Regions from separate parts of the Homo sapiens genome. Here region 2 is linked to region 1. Evidence: read pairs that join two places in POLR2A ChIA-PET (ENCODE). Cell type or tissue: CD4-positive, alpha-beta T cell. All regions are shown on one strand. Each heading gives the region's core, and the rest is flanking DNA. Links, peaks and the distances in the headings are about the cores only.

Region 1 (9,788 bases), core at 3,464-5,963:
CCATTTACATGAAATGCCCAGAACAGGCAAATTCATAGAAACAGAAAGTGGATTCGTGCTTGCCAGGAGCTGGGGAGAGGGGGAAGTGGGAAGTGACTGCTGATGGGGACAGGGCTTCTTTCTGGGGTGATAAAAATGTTCTTATGACCAGGAACAGTGCCTCACACCTGTAATCCCAGCACTTTGGGAGTCAGAGGCAGGCAGATCACTTGAGCCCAATACTTTGAGACCAGCCTGGGCAACATGGCAAAAACTCGTCTCTATAAAAAATACAAAAAATTTAGCCCAGCATGGTGATACATGCCTATAGTCCCAGCTACTTGGGAGGCTGAGGCAGGAGGATCATCGGAGTCTGGAGGTCAATGGTGCAGTGAGCTGTGATTGTGCCATTGCACTCCAGCCTGGGTGTTAGAGTGAGACCCTGTCTCCAAAAAATCAAATAAACAAAAAGCAAAAAAACCCACCCAAAAAACCAAAATAAATAAATAAATAAATAAACAAAACAGAAAATGTTCTTGGTTGGCTGGGTGCCCACACCTGTCATCCTGGCACTTTGCAAGGCTGAGGTGGGCAGATCGCTTGAGCCCAGGAATTCCAGACCAGCCTGGGCAACATAGCCAGACCCTGTCTCTACAAAAAATAAAAATAAAAACAAGCAGGACATGATGGTGTGCACCTGTGGTCCCAGCAACTAGGGGGGCTGAGGTAGGAAGATTCCTTGAGCCCAGGAGGTTGAGGCAGCAGTGAGCTATGATCGTGCCACTGGACTCCAGCCTGGGCAACAGAGCAAGACCCTGCTCCAAAAAAAAAAAAAAATAGAAAATGTTTTTGGGGCCAGGCACAGTGGCTCACACCTGTAATCCCAGCATTTTGGGAGGCTGAGGTGGGCGGATCACCTGAGGTCAGGAGTTCAAGATCAGCCTGGCCAACATGGTGAAACCCCATCTGTACTAAAAATACAAAATTAGAAAAAAAAAAGAGGAAACGTTCTTGACTTAGATAGTGGTGATGGTTGCACAAATATACTAAATGCCACTTTAATTTATTTATTTGAGTTGGAGTTTCATTTTTGTTGCCCAGGCTGGAATACAGTGGTGCGATCTCAGCTCACTGCAACCTCCACCTCCTGGGTTCAAGCGATTCTCCTGTCTCAGCCTCCCGAGTAGCTGGGATTACAGGCACCTGCCACCACGCTTGGCTAAGTTTTGTATTTTTAGTAGAGACGGGGGTTTCCCCATGTTGATCAAGCTGGTCTTGAACTCCTGACCTCAGGTGATCCACCTGCCTCAGCCTCCCAAAGTGCTGGGATTACAGGTGTGAGCCACTGTGCCTGCCTGGCCTAAATGCCACTTTTAAATGGCTAATTTATCTCAATAAAAAATAGAACCAAACCAAATTCTGGGCCTCCCTCAAGCTGGGAGGATTGCTTGAGCCTGAGAGGTTGAAGCTGCAGTAAGCTGAGATTGCACCCCTGCATTCCAGCCTGGACCACAGAGCGAGGCTCTGTCTCAGAAAAACAAAACAAAAAAAGTACTAGCTTCCTCTGGCTGCACCATATCTCCCACCCATCTCTCCTCCCATTAAATGCACCCTAACCTCAGTGCAGTTGGACTGGGACTAACCCGATTGTGGCCTCAGGGCCTTTGCACCTACCGTTCCCTCCCCCAGGAATGCATTTTACTAATCAGGCTTCTTACACAGAGTGCAGGGCAAGTAAGTTTCCCTTCAAGATCACACCATCCAGGGCTCGGGTACCCCCCTACCCTCAAGTCTGCTCACCTGGGGGCCCTGCTGGAGTCGTTAGCAGGGAGGAGAGCCGGGTCCAGGAGGCCAGAGGCGTTGACTGAGAGAGCCACGCAGCGGGCAGCCGACGATGGCAGGACCCTCATGGTCTGCTCGCTGGGTGGGTACAGCGTGGCGCCCAAGGCCACCCACAGCGACAGCGCCAAGCCCGCGCCTAGTCCCGCGAGGACGCCCTGGGGGCAGAGCCGGCGTCAGGGAAGGGGAGGGGCCTGTCCGGCCCCGCCCCTCCCCGCCCCTTGCCCCGCCCCCACTCACCGGTGTGTTGCAGGCCGGCAGGAACATTCCCAAGATGAAGGCTCCCAGCAGGGGGCCGCTGATGACTCCCATGACGGTGAAGGAGCCCTGGGAGAGTAGGTGGAAGTGGGGCTGAGGGCGGAGCCCTCCCACCGCTCTGGGCCTCAGTTTACCCGCTGGGAAAGCGAGACCTCAGGAACTCCAATGTGGGTCTCAAGGACTCCTCTGTGTCTCAGTTTCCCTAAAGGGGAGAGGACCCCCCCCCCTTGTTCCTGCCTATCTCCCTTGGGTTGGAGGCAAAGACACTGATTATCTCTTGGGGGTGGCAGTCCCACCCTCAAGCCAGGGAGACCCTTTCTTCTTCTTTTTTTTTTTTAGACAGAGTCTCACTTTGCTGTCCAGGTTGGAGTGCAGTGGCGCGATCTTGGCTCACTGCAACCTCCATAGGGAGGCCCTTTCTGTCGCCACCTCCCCCTTCCCAATTCCCCCACCCCAAGCCAGCCAGCTGCAAAAAAGTCCCCTGATGGCCTCTGGCATCAAATAGAACTTAGTTCTTAATCTCAGCGACTTGGAAGGCTGAGGCGGGTGGTTGCTTGAGGCCAGGAGTTCAAGACAAGCCTAGGCACGAAGCGAGACCCTGTCTCTAAAAACAAGTTTTAAAATTAGCCAGGCCAGGCGTGGTGGCTCACACCTGTAATCCCAACACTTTGGGAGGCAGAGGCGGGTGGATCACTTGAGGTCAGGAGTTCGAGACCAGACTGGCCAACATGGTGAAGTCCCATCTCTAATAAAAATACAAAAATATAAGCTGGGCGCGGTGGCTCACGCCTGTAATCCCAGCACTTTGGGAGGCCGAGGAGGGCGGATCACGAGGTCAGGAGATCGAGACCATCCTGGCTAACACGGTGAAACCCCATCTCTACTAAAAATACAAAAAATTAGTCAGGCGTGGTGGCGGGCGCTTGTAGTCCCAGCTACTCGGGAGGCTGAGGCAGGAGAATGGCGTGAACCCAGGAGGCTGAGCTTGCAGTGAGCCAAGATGGTGCCACTGCACTCCAGCCTGGGCAACAGAGCGAGACTCCGTCTCAAGAAAAAAAAATACAAAAATATTAGACGGGCATGGTGGCATGCACCTGTAATCCCAGCTACTCTGGAGGCTGAGGCAGAATTCCTTGAACCCAGGGGGTGGAGGTTGCAGCGAGCTGAGATCATGCCACTGCACTCCAGCCTGGGCAACAGAGTGACACTCCACCTCAAAAAAAAAAAAAAAAGAAAAAAGAAAAAAATTAGCCAGGCATGGTGGCACACACCTGTAACTCCAGCTACTTGGGAGATTGAGGTGGAAGGATGGCTTGAACCCAGGAGCTGGAGGTTGCAGTGAGCTATGATCGGGCCTCTGCTCACCAACCTGGGACAACACAGTGAGACCCCATCTCAAAAAAAAAAAAAACATAGAAGTGAGTTCTGCCACTGACACATGTGACCTCTCTGAGCCTCAGTTTAATGGGAAAGAGGGAAAGGTGCCCCCACCTCTCAGGAGACCAGGGCAGGGGGCAGGTGGGGTCTCACCTGAAGGACACCTCCTCCGAGCAGTGAGGACAGGGCTGCCACGGTGAGACAGGCCGATCCGTAGATGAGTGCTGTAGTGGATGAGGATGGCACGGTCAACGGGGAGGGACTGCCCTGGCCTCCCACCCAGGTCTCCCTGAAACTCACAGAGCCCCTTGGAGATAATCACGAGTTTCCTGGGTGCCAGGCTCCGCAGCCGAGGTTTGATGAGGTCTTCTACAGTGACTGCAGCCATAGCATTGATGCTGGTGGATGCTGTGCTGTGTGAGGAAGGCAGCGGGGGGTCCTCAGGCCATATGGAGAGACCGTCCACACCATCTGGCCTGCCAGACCTCACCCAGCCTGAGGGCAACGGTGGGGGTAACCCAGTCCTGCAAAGGTGAAGGAGATATTTGCCCCTCCCCTCCCCGAAGACCTGAGACATCCCTACAGGAGCAAGGACACCTGTGACCAAGGGCAGGTGGGACAGACAGGTGGGTTCTGGTTCCAGAGGGACTGCAGTCACATGTGGGAGATTTGCAAAAGGGACAGTGAGGGCATGTGACCAGAAGTCCCGGAAGAGTGGAAACCACCTGAGTGTGTGGCCTTGGAAGGCAGAAGCAGGGGACTGCTTGGTCATGGCTGTGCCCCAGGGTTTAGAACAACAGTACCTGGGCTGAGCACGTTGGCTCATGCCTGCAATCTCAGCACTTTGCGAGGCCAAAGCATGCAGATCACCTGAGGTCAGGAGTTCAAGACCAGCCTGGCCAACATGGCGAAACCCCGTCTCTACTAAAAATACAAAAATTAGCCGGCTGTGGTGGCGTGGACCTGTAATCCCAGCTACTTGGGAGGCTGAGGCAGGAGAATTGCTTGAACCCAGGAGGTGGAGGTTGCAGTGAGCCGAGATGGCACCACTGCACTCCAGCCTGGGTGACAGAGCAAGACTCCATCCGGAAAAAAAACAAAAAAAAACAGTACCTGCCACATAGTAGATGTTCAACAAATATTTGTCTGGGGAGGAAGGAAGGAAAGAAGGAAGAAGAAGAGAGGAGAGTCAGGCGTGGCCCTGACAGGTGATAAGAAGGTAAACCCTTGCAGTTGGGGTCCCTGTGCCCAGGGCATGCTCTCTGCCAGCGCCTACCTGAGCTGTCTTCTAGGGATCAAGCAGGAACTGGGACTGATGGACAGGTCCAGAACATTCCATGCCCCAGAGGGATGGCAGGCCAGGATAAGGAGGCTCCCAGGGGCTGAAATAATGCTCCATGAACAAGCAGGGGTGCTCACCTGAGGGTGCCACTGTAAGCACAGGCCAGGAAAAGCCCGGGGACTCCAGGCAGATCTTCGAAGATGTCCAGCACCAGCAGAGGCATGTACTGGGGAGAACTGGGGGTCAGCCTCCCAGACAGCTGCACCCCGAGGACCGGGGCATCTATCTGTCCTGATGCTGCACGTCCCCAGCACCCAAGACGGACAGGGCTCAGAGTCGGCATTTAATATGCATTTAGTTTTTGTCTGTGGTTTTGTTTTGTTTTGTTTTGTTTTGAGAAAAGATCTTGCTCTGTTGCCCAGGCGGGAGTGCAGTCCCATGAATGTGGCTCACTGCAGCCTAGAACTCCTGGGCTCAAGCGATCTTCCTGCTTCAGTCCCCCAGTAGCTGAGACCACAGGTGTGCGCCACCATGCCTGGCTAATTTTTTTAAATTTTTGTGTAAAGATAGGGGTCTGGCCGGGCAGGGTGACTCACGCGTGTAATCCCAACACTTCGGGAGGCCGAGGCGGGTGGATCACTTGAGCTCAGAAGTTCAAGACCAGCCTGGCCAACATGGTGAAACCTCATCTCTACCCAAAATACATAAATTAGCTGGGTGTGGTGGTTGGCACCTGGAGTCCCAGCTACTTGGGAGGCTGAGGCAGAGGAATTGCCTGAATCTGAGAGGTAGAGGTTGCAGCGAGCGGAGATCGCGCCGTTGCACTCCAGCCTGCACAACAGAGCCAAACTCTGTCTCAAAAAAAAAAAAAAAGAAAGAAAAGAAAGAAAGGCCGGGCACAGTGGCTCATGCCTGTAATCCCAGCACATTCAGAGGCTGAGGCAGGTGGATCACCTGAGGTCAGGAGTTTGAGACCAGCCTGGCCAACATGGCAAAACCCCACCCCTACAAAAAATACAAAAAAATTAGCTGGGCATGGTGGCGCATGCCTGTCATCCCAGCTACTCGGGGGCTGAGGCAAGAGAATGGCTTGATCCTGGGAGCCAGAGGTTGCAGTGAGCTGAGGTTGCGCCACTGCACTCCAGCCTGGGCAACAGAGTGAGACTCTGGCTCAAAAAAAAAAAAATTGTGTAAAGATGGGGTCTCCCTATGTTCCTCAGGCTATAATGTGCATTTGTTGATCAACTGCATGAACCTGAGAATTGTCCCTGAGCCCCACTGTGTTCTGAGCCCTGGGATCCCTGTGAAGCAGGGACCCGTGTCATCCTCATTTTATTGATGAAGACTGTGAGGCAGAGAGTACAGTCCCTCCCTGAAGTTACACAGTCCAGCAGTCCCGGATCTGACCTCCAGGGAGGACTGCAGATGGGGTGGTCCCCCGTACCCTCTGCTAACTCTGAACCCCATGGTCAGAACTCTACTTGGGGTGTGACCTAGGCATGGGTCCTGGCACCGCCCCCCGACTTGCCCATTGACCTCAGGCAGTGACTTCCCCCCGAGCCTCAATTTCCTCATCTGTAAAGTTGGAGCCGTGACTGCCCTGCCTTTCTCAGAAGAAAGATTAGATGGAGAACTAACTGCTGGTGAAGGGAACAGCATGAGGCACAGAGTGGACGCTTGGGACATGGGAGACCAGAGCTGTCATTATTATTATCACCAACATGATTAGTTCCCGCTGGATTACAGTTTTTGTTTTTGTTTTTGTGGGTTTGTTTTGTTTTGTTTTTATTTTTGTTTGAGACGGAGTTTCTCTCTTGTTGCCCAGGCTGGAGTGCAATGGCGCCATCTCAGCTCACCGCAACCTCCGCCTCCCAGGTTTAAGCTATTCTCCTGCCTCAGCCTCCCGAGTAGCTGGGATTACAGGCATGCACCACCACACCCGGCTAATTTTGTATTTTTCAGTAGGGACGGGGTTTTTCCATGTTGGTCAGGATGGTCTTCAACTCATGACCTCAGGTGATACCCCTGCCTCAGCCTCCAAAAGTGCTGAGATTATAGGCGTAAGCCACCGCGCCCAGCCTTGTTTTGGTTTTTTTTTTTTGTTTTTTTTTTTTTTGAGATGGAGTCTCTCTCTGTCACCCAGGCTGGAGTGCAATGGCGCGATCTCTGCTCACTGCAACCTCCACCTCCCGGGTTCAAGCTATTCTCCTGCCTCAGCCTCCCGAGTAGCTGGGATTACAGGCATGCATCACCAGGCCTAGGTAATTTTTGTATTTTTAGTGGAGGGGGGTTTCACCATGTTGGCCAGGTTGGTTTCGAACTTCTAACCTCAAGTGATCTGCCTGTCTCGGCCTCCAAAAGTGCTGGGATTACAGGCGTGAGCCAACATGCCCGGCCTGGGTCATGGTTTCATCTCCTCCTGAGCATCTCCCAGGGGATCTTTGGAACTCTCTGGAACTCTAGATCTGAATGTGGCCCTTGTCTGCTCACACCTACTGAGGGCGGTCCATTGCCTCCCAGACTCACCTTTCCCATTCCTTGCAGATCCTCCTCTGAACTCTTTATTTTATTTTATTTTATTTTTTTGAGACAGAGTCTCACTCTGTCATCCAAGGTGGAGTGTAGTGGTGCGATCTCCCTTCATCGCAACCTCCGCCTCCCGGGTTCAAGAGATTCTCCTGCCTCAGCCTCCTGAGTAGCCGGGACTACAGGTGCGTGCCACCACGTCCAGCTAATTTTTATATTTTTAGTAGAGACAGGGTTTCACCATGTTAGCCAGACTGGTCTCAAACTCCTGACCTCAGGTGATCCACCCGCCTCAGCCTCCCAAAGTGCTGGGATACAGGCATGAGCCGCCGCACCTGGCCTCCTCTCAGCTCTTTCCTACTTCTTGGCCTTTGCACAGGCCATTCCCTCTGCTAGGAATGCTCTTCGACCTCAATCCCACCAAGCTAGTGAGGGAGTGCAGAGCCAACCAGGAGCCTGGGTGGGACTCACCTGGTCTGGGGCAGAGATGCGCCCCAGGAGGAGAGGGTCGCAGTCAGTGTAGAACACAAACATGACGATGCCACAGCAGGCAGCGCTGGACACGATCAGGAACAGGCCGACCTGGTTGATGAGCAGGGCCCTGGGGGAAGAGGCAGCCTCAGGCTTAGGGGATAGCCTCAGGCTGGTGGAGGGGGGCAGCATGTCCCAGAAACCCCGACCTTGCTCCCCGAAACACTCACAGCTTGGCCTGCTTCTCTGTGCGGCAAGCCACGTAGCGCTGCACCTGCGCCTGGTTCACGCCATACATGGAGAGCCACACCAACGTGCCACCCACCACAAAAGTCCAGAATGTATAGCGGCTCCTCGGGTCAGGGTTAAAGCTGGGTGGGGACAGGGCAAGTTAGCCACGTGGAGATGTCACGCTGACTTCACCCTCCCAAGGGCCCCAGACAGCGCTTCTGGACCTTATAGGGGACATTTGGAGTGGGTTTTGTTGGCCAGGCGCAGTGGCTCATGCCTGTAATCCCAGCACTTTGGGAGGCCAAGGCGGATGGATCACCTGAGGTCACAGTTCAAGGCCAGCCTGGCCAACATGGTGAAACCCCATCTCTATAAAAATACAAAAATTAGCTGGGAATAATGGCGGGTGCCTCTAATCCCAGCTACTTGGGAGGCTGAGGCAGGAGAATCACTTCAACCCAGGAGGCGGAGGTTGCAGTGAGCTGAGATCGTGCCATTGCACTCCAGCCTGGGTGACAGAGCGAGACTCCATCTCAAAAAAAAAAAAATTAATTAAATTAAAAATAAATAAATAATAAATGGAGTGGGTTTGACATATGCATAGGCATTTGCCAGATTGAAAATTCACGTATTTGTTTACTGAATCATCTATCCACGCACTTAAAAACCTTTCTTTGCCCAGCTGAGAGTTCAGAGAGGCTTTAGCCCCCAATCTGGTCTGAGGGGAGGAGAAGAGAGCAGCGAGGGCCTCCTGGAGCAGGAGGCATTGGCTGATTTCTACCATCCCACGGCACAAAGGGAGCCCAGCCCCATCCTCTTTTTTTTTTTTTAAAGATGGAGTTTCGCTCTTGTTGCCCAGGCTGGAGTGCAATGGTGTGATCTCGGCTCACCGCAGCCTCCGCCTCCTGGGTTCAAGCGATTCTCCTGCCTCAGCCTCCCCGAGTAGCTGGAATTACAGGCATGCGCCACCACGCCCTGCTAATTTTTTTTTTTTTTAGGGGGGGGACGGAGTCTCTCTCTGTCACCAGGCGGGAGTGCAGTGATGCCATCTCGGCTCACTGCAACCTCTGCCTCCTGGGTTCAAGCAATTCTCCTGCCTCAGCCTCCTGAGTAGCTGGGATTACAGGCGCCTGCCAGCATGCCCAGCTAATTTTTGTATTTTTAGTAAAGACGGACTTTCATCAAGTTGGCCAGGATGGTCTCAATCTCTTGACCTCATGATCTGCCATCCTTGGCCTCCCAAAGTGCTGGGATTACAGGCGTGAGCCACCGCGCCCAGCCTAATTTTGTATTTTTTAGTAGAGATGGGGTTTCTCGATGTCGGTCATGCTGGTCTCAAATTCCTGACCTCAGGTGATCCCCCCGCCTTGGCCTCCCAAAGTGCTGGGATTACAGGCATGAACCACTGCACCCAGCCTCTTTTTTTTTTTTTTTTTGAGACAGGGTCTAGCTCTGTCATCCAGGCTGGAGTGCAGTAGTGTGATCTCAGCTTGCTGCAGCCTCCACCTACCGGGCTCAAGCAATCCTCCAGCCTCAGCCTCTCAACTACCTGGGACCACAGGTGCACCACCACGCCCAGCTAATTTTTGTATTTTTGTAGAGATGGGTTTTCACCATGTTGCCCAGGCTGGTCTTGAACTCCTGAGCTCAAGTGATCTGCCCGCCTCGGCCTCCCAAAGTGCTGGGATTACAGGCATGAGCCACCGCACTGGTCCCAGCCCCATCCTGCTGGAGTATCCTCTGCATTTTCACTCACTCCATGAGGTTGATCCGGGAGTGGTTCTGGGCCAGCGTGAGCACCTGGCGGGGCCCGCCCACAAGCATG
Region 2 (2,500 bases), core at 1-2,500, 180 kb before region 1:
TCAAGACCAGCCTGGCCAACATGGTGAAACCTCATGTGTATTAAAAATACAAAAAATTAGCTGGCTATGGTGGTGGGCGCCTGTAATCCCGGCTACTCAGGAGGCTGAGGCACAAGAATCGCTTGAACCTGGGAGGTGGAGGTTGCAGTGAGCTGAGATTGTGCCACTGCACTCCAGCCTGGGCAACAGAGTGAGACTCCATCTCAAAAAAAAAAAAAATCTTGAGATGAATGGGCGCATTAAGAGAAGAGATTTTAGGTTGGGCTTGGTGGCTCACACCTGTAATCCCAGCACTTTGGGAGGCCGAGGTGGGCAGATCACGAGGTCAGGAGATCGAGACCATCCTGGCTAACACAGTGAAACCCCGTCTCTACTACAAATACAAAAAATTAGCTGGGCGTGGTGGCGGGCGCCTGTAGTCTCAGCTACTCGGGAGGCTGAGGCAGGAGAATGGTGTGAACCCAGGAGGCAGAGCTTGCAGTGAGCCGAGATGGCGCCACTACACTCCAGCCTGGGCGACAGAGCAAGACTCCGTCTCAAAAAAAAAAAAAAAAAAAGAAAGAAAGAGTAGAGATTTTAGCAAAATGCCTATGAATCCCCACCCCACCCACAGGCTGTGGTAGCCCAGCCTGGCCTCTGAGGAGTAAAGAGGTCCCAGGACTCAGGGTTGCCTCTCCCACTGCAGAGCATCCCGTGCAGCCCACAGAGACCCAAGTTACCCTCAGTGGCCTGCGGGCTGGTGTAGCCTACACGGTGCAGGTGCGAGCAGACACAGCGTGGCTGAGGGGTGTCTGGAGCCAGCCCCAGCGCTTCAGCATCGGTGAGTGGAGGGGGTAGGACCCAGTTATTTACCCAGCATGCACTGCACTGCGCTTCCCACAATGATCTTAGCAGCCCTGCCCTCACTCTCACTCCCTCTATGGCTCCCTACTGCCCTCAGGAGAAAGTAGCAGCTCAAACTGCTCCCATTGCCTTCTCTCGCAGCTTCCTCTCACACTCCAGGAGCCTTGCCCATGCAGGCCCTTCCCTGCCTCCTGCCTGGAATGTTTGTTTTCCACACGGTCCAACTCCTATTCGTCCTTCAAAACTCAGCTCAAAAGTTCCCTCCTCCAGCAAGACTTCTCTGCCTCCTTCTGGCCATGCCCTTGTTTACAACTGTCCCTTCTCCCTGGTCTGACACTGCGGGGTTGGGGTAGATGTGTCAAGGTATCTGGGGGCTCTTGGGGAGGAGGAAGATGCAGGAATCTGTTCATTGAGCGACAAATAAATGAATGCAAAAATAAGGAGGACACAGGCAAAACCCGGTGTGGTGGCTCACACCTGTAATCCCAGCACTTTGGGAGGCTGAGGCTGGAGGATTGCTTGAGCCGAGGAGTTCAAGACCAGCCTGGGCAACATGGTGAGACCTCATCTCTACAAAAAATATTTTTAAAATAGTGGGGTGTGGTGGTGCACACCTGTAGTCTCAGCTGCTCAGGAGGCTGAGGTGGGAGGATGGCTTGAGACCAGGAGTTCAAGGTTGCAGTGAGCCGTGACTGCACCACTGCACTCTGGCCTGGGCGACGGAGCAAGACCCTGTCTCAAAAAAAAAAAAAAAAAAAAAAAAAAAAAAAAAAATAGAAGAAGAAGAAGGAGAAGAAAGAAGAAGAAGAGGAAGAGGAATAGAAGAAGAGGGAGGAGGAGGAGGAGGAGGAGGAAGAGAACAACACAGGCTCTGTTGTCGGGTGCATGGTTATAAGAGATTCAGAGATCAAATGATCCCTGTTCATGCCACGGTGTCCTTTCAGTTCCAAGAGAACCAACTGGAACCCAGAGAACAAAAGAGTCAGGGTTGGTGGGGGGCAGGCAGGCCTGGGTCCAGGGGCAGCCACATGTGCCCTATGTGCAGGCTCCTGGAATTACAGAGTCTTTTTTTATCTTTTTGAGACAGATTTTCCCTCTTATTGCCGAGGCTGGAATGCAATGATGCGATCTCGGCTCACTGCAACCTCCGCCTCCCGAGTTCAAGCGATTCTTCTGTCTCACCCTCCCAAGTAGCTGGGATTACCGGCGCACACCACCACGCCCAGCTAATTTTTGTGTTTTTAGTAGAGACAGGTTTCATCATATTGGTCAGGCTGGTCTCGAACTCCTGACCTCAGGTGATCAGCCCACGTTGGCCTCCCAAAGTGCTGGGATAACAGTCATGAGTCACTGTGCCCGGCCTGGAATTACAGAGTCTTGAACACTTCCTGCATGCCAGGCCTTTATTTCTTGACAGCTACCGGGCAGGTGGGTTCTGTGGTCTCCCAGTGAGAAGCCCGTGGCATGTGCACCAGGATCAGCAGCAAGTTCATGGAGAAACCAGGCCCTCCTAGCTCCTTCCCTGAGGAAGAGGCAGGAGGTAGCCCTCTGCCAACCCACGCTCTCCCACCTCAGAAGTGCAGGTTTCTGATTGGCTCATCTTCTTCGCCTCCCTGGGGAGCTTCCTGAGCATCCTTCTCGTGGGCGTCCTTGGCTA

The links. ChIA-PET counts read pairs that join two places held together with the same protein. Peaks named below come from ENCODE experiments on the same cell type or tissue, not always from the same donor. Only the 100,000 strongest peaks of a DNase experiment are listed, where the experiment ranks them.
Region 2: POLR2A ChIA-PET joins it to region 1 with 5 read pairs; 2 of 35 experiments call an interaction of 5 or more read pairs at or near these places.

Annotation. Positions count from the first base shown.
Region 1 is chr19:17,876,038-17,885,825 of GRCh38, reverse strand. It overlaps SLC5A5 (solute carrier family 5 member 5), which reads right to left. Exons shown (of 15, transcript NM_000453.3): 5 at 9,720-9,788; 6 at 7,963-8,103; 7 at 7,733-7,862; 8 at 4,873-4,961; 9 at 3,754-3,866; 10 at 3,607-3,677; 11 at 2,059-2,145; 12 at 1,780-1,976. Among named protein-coding and RNA genes, the nearest start is that of SLC5A5, 9.0 kb to the right of the region's middle. RefSeq lists an enhancer at 7,485-7,984. In CD4-positive, alpha-beta T cell, for the core only: no CTCF peak of the experiment used is centred there; no DNase peak of the experiment used is centred there.
Region 2 is chr19:18,062,196-18,064,695 of GRCh38, reverse strand. IL12RB1 (interleukin 12 receptor subunit beta 1) reads left to right here. Exons shown (of 17, transcript NM_005535.3): 13 at 686-820; 14 at 2,419-2,500. Among named protein-coding and RNA genes, the nearest start is that of IL12RB1, 23 kb to the left of the region's middle. In CD4-positive, alpha-beta T cell, for the core only: no CTCF peak of the experiment used is centred there; a DNase peak (open chromatin) is centred at 1,125.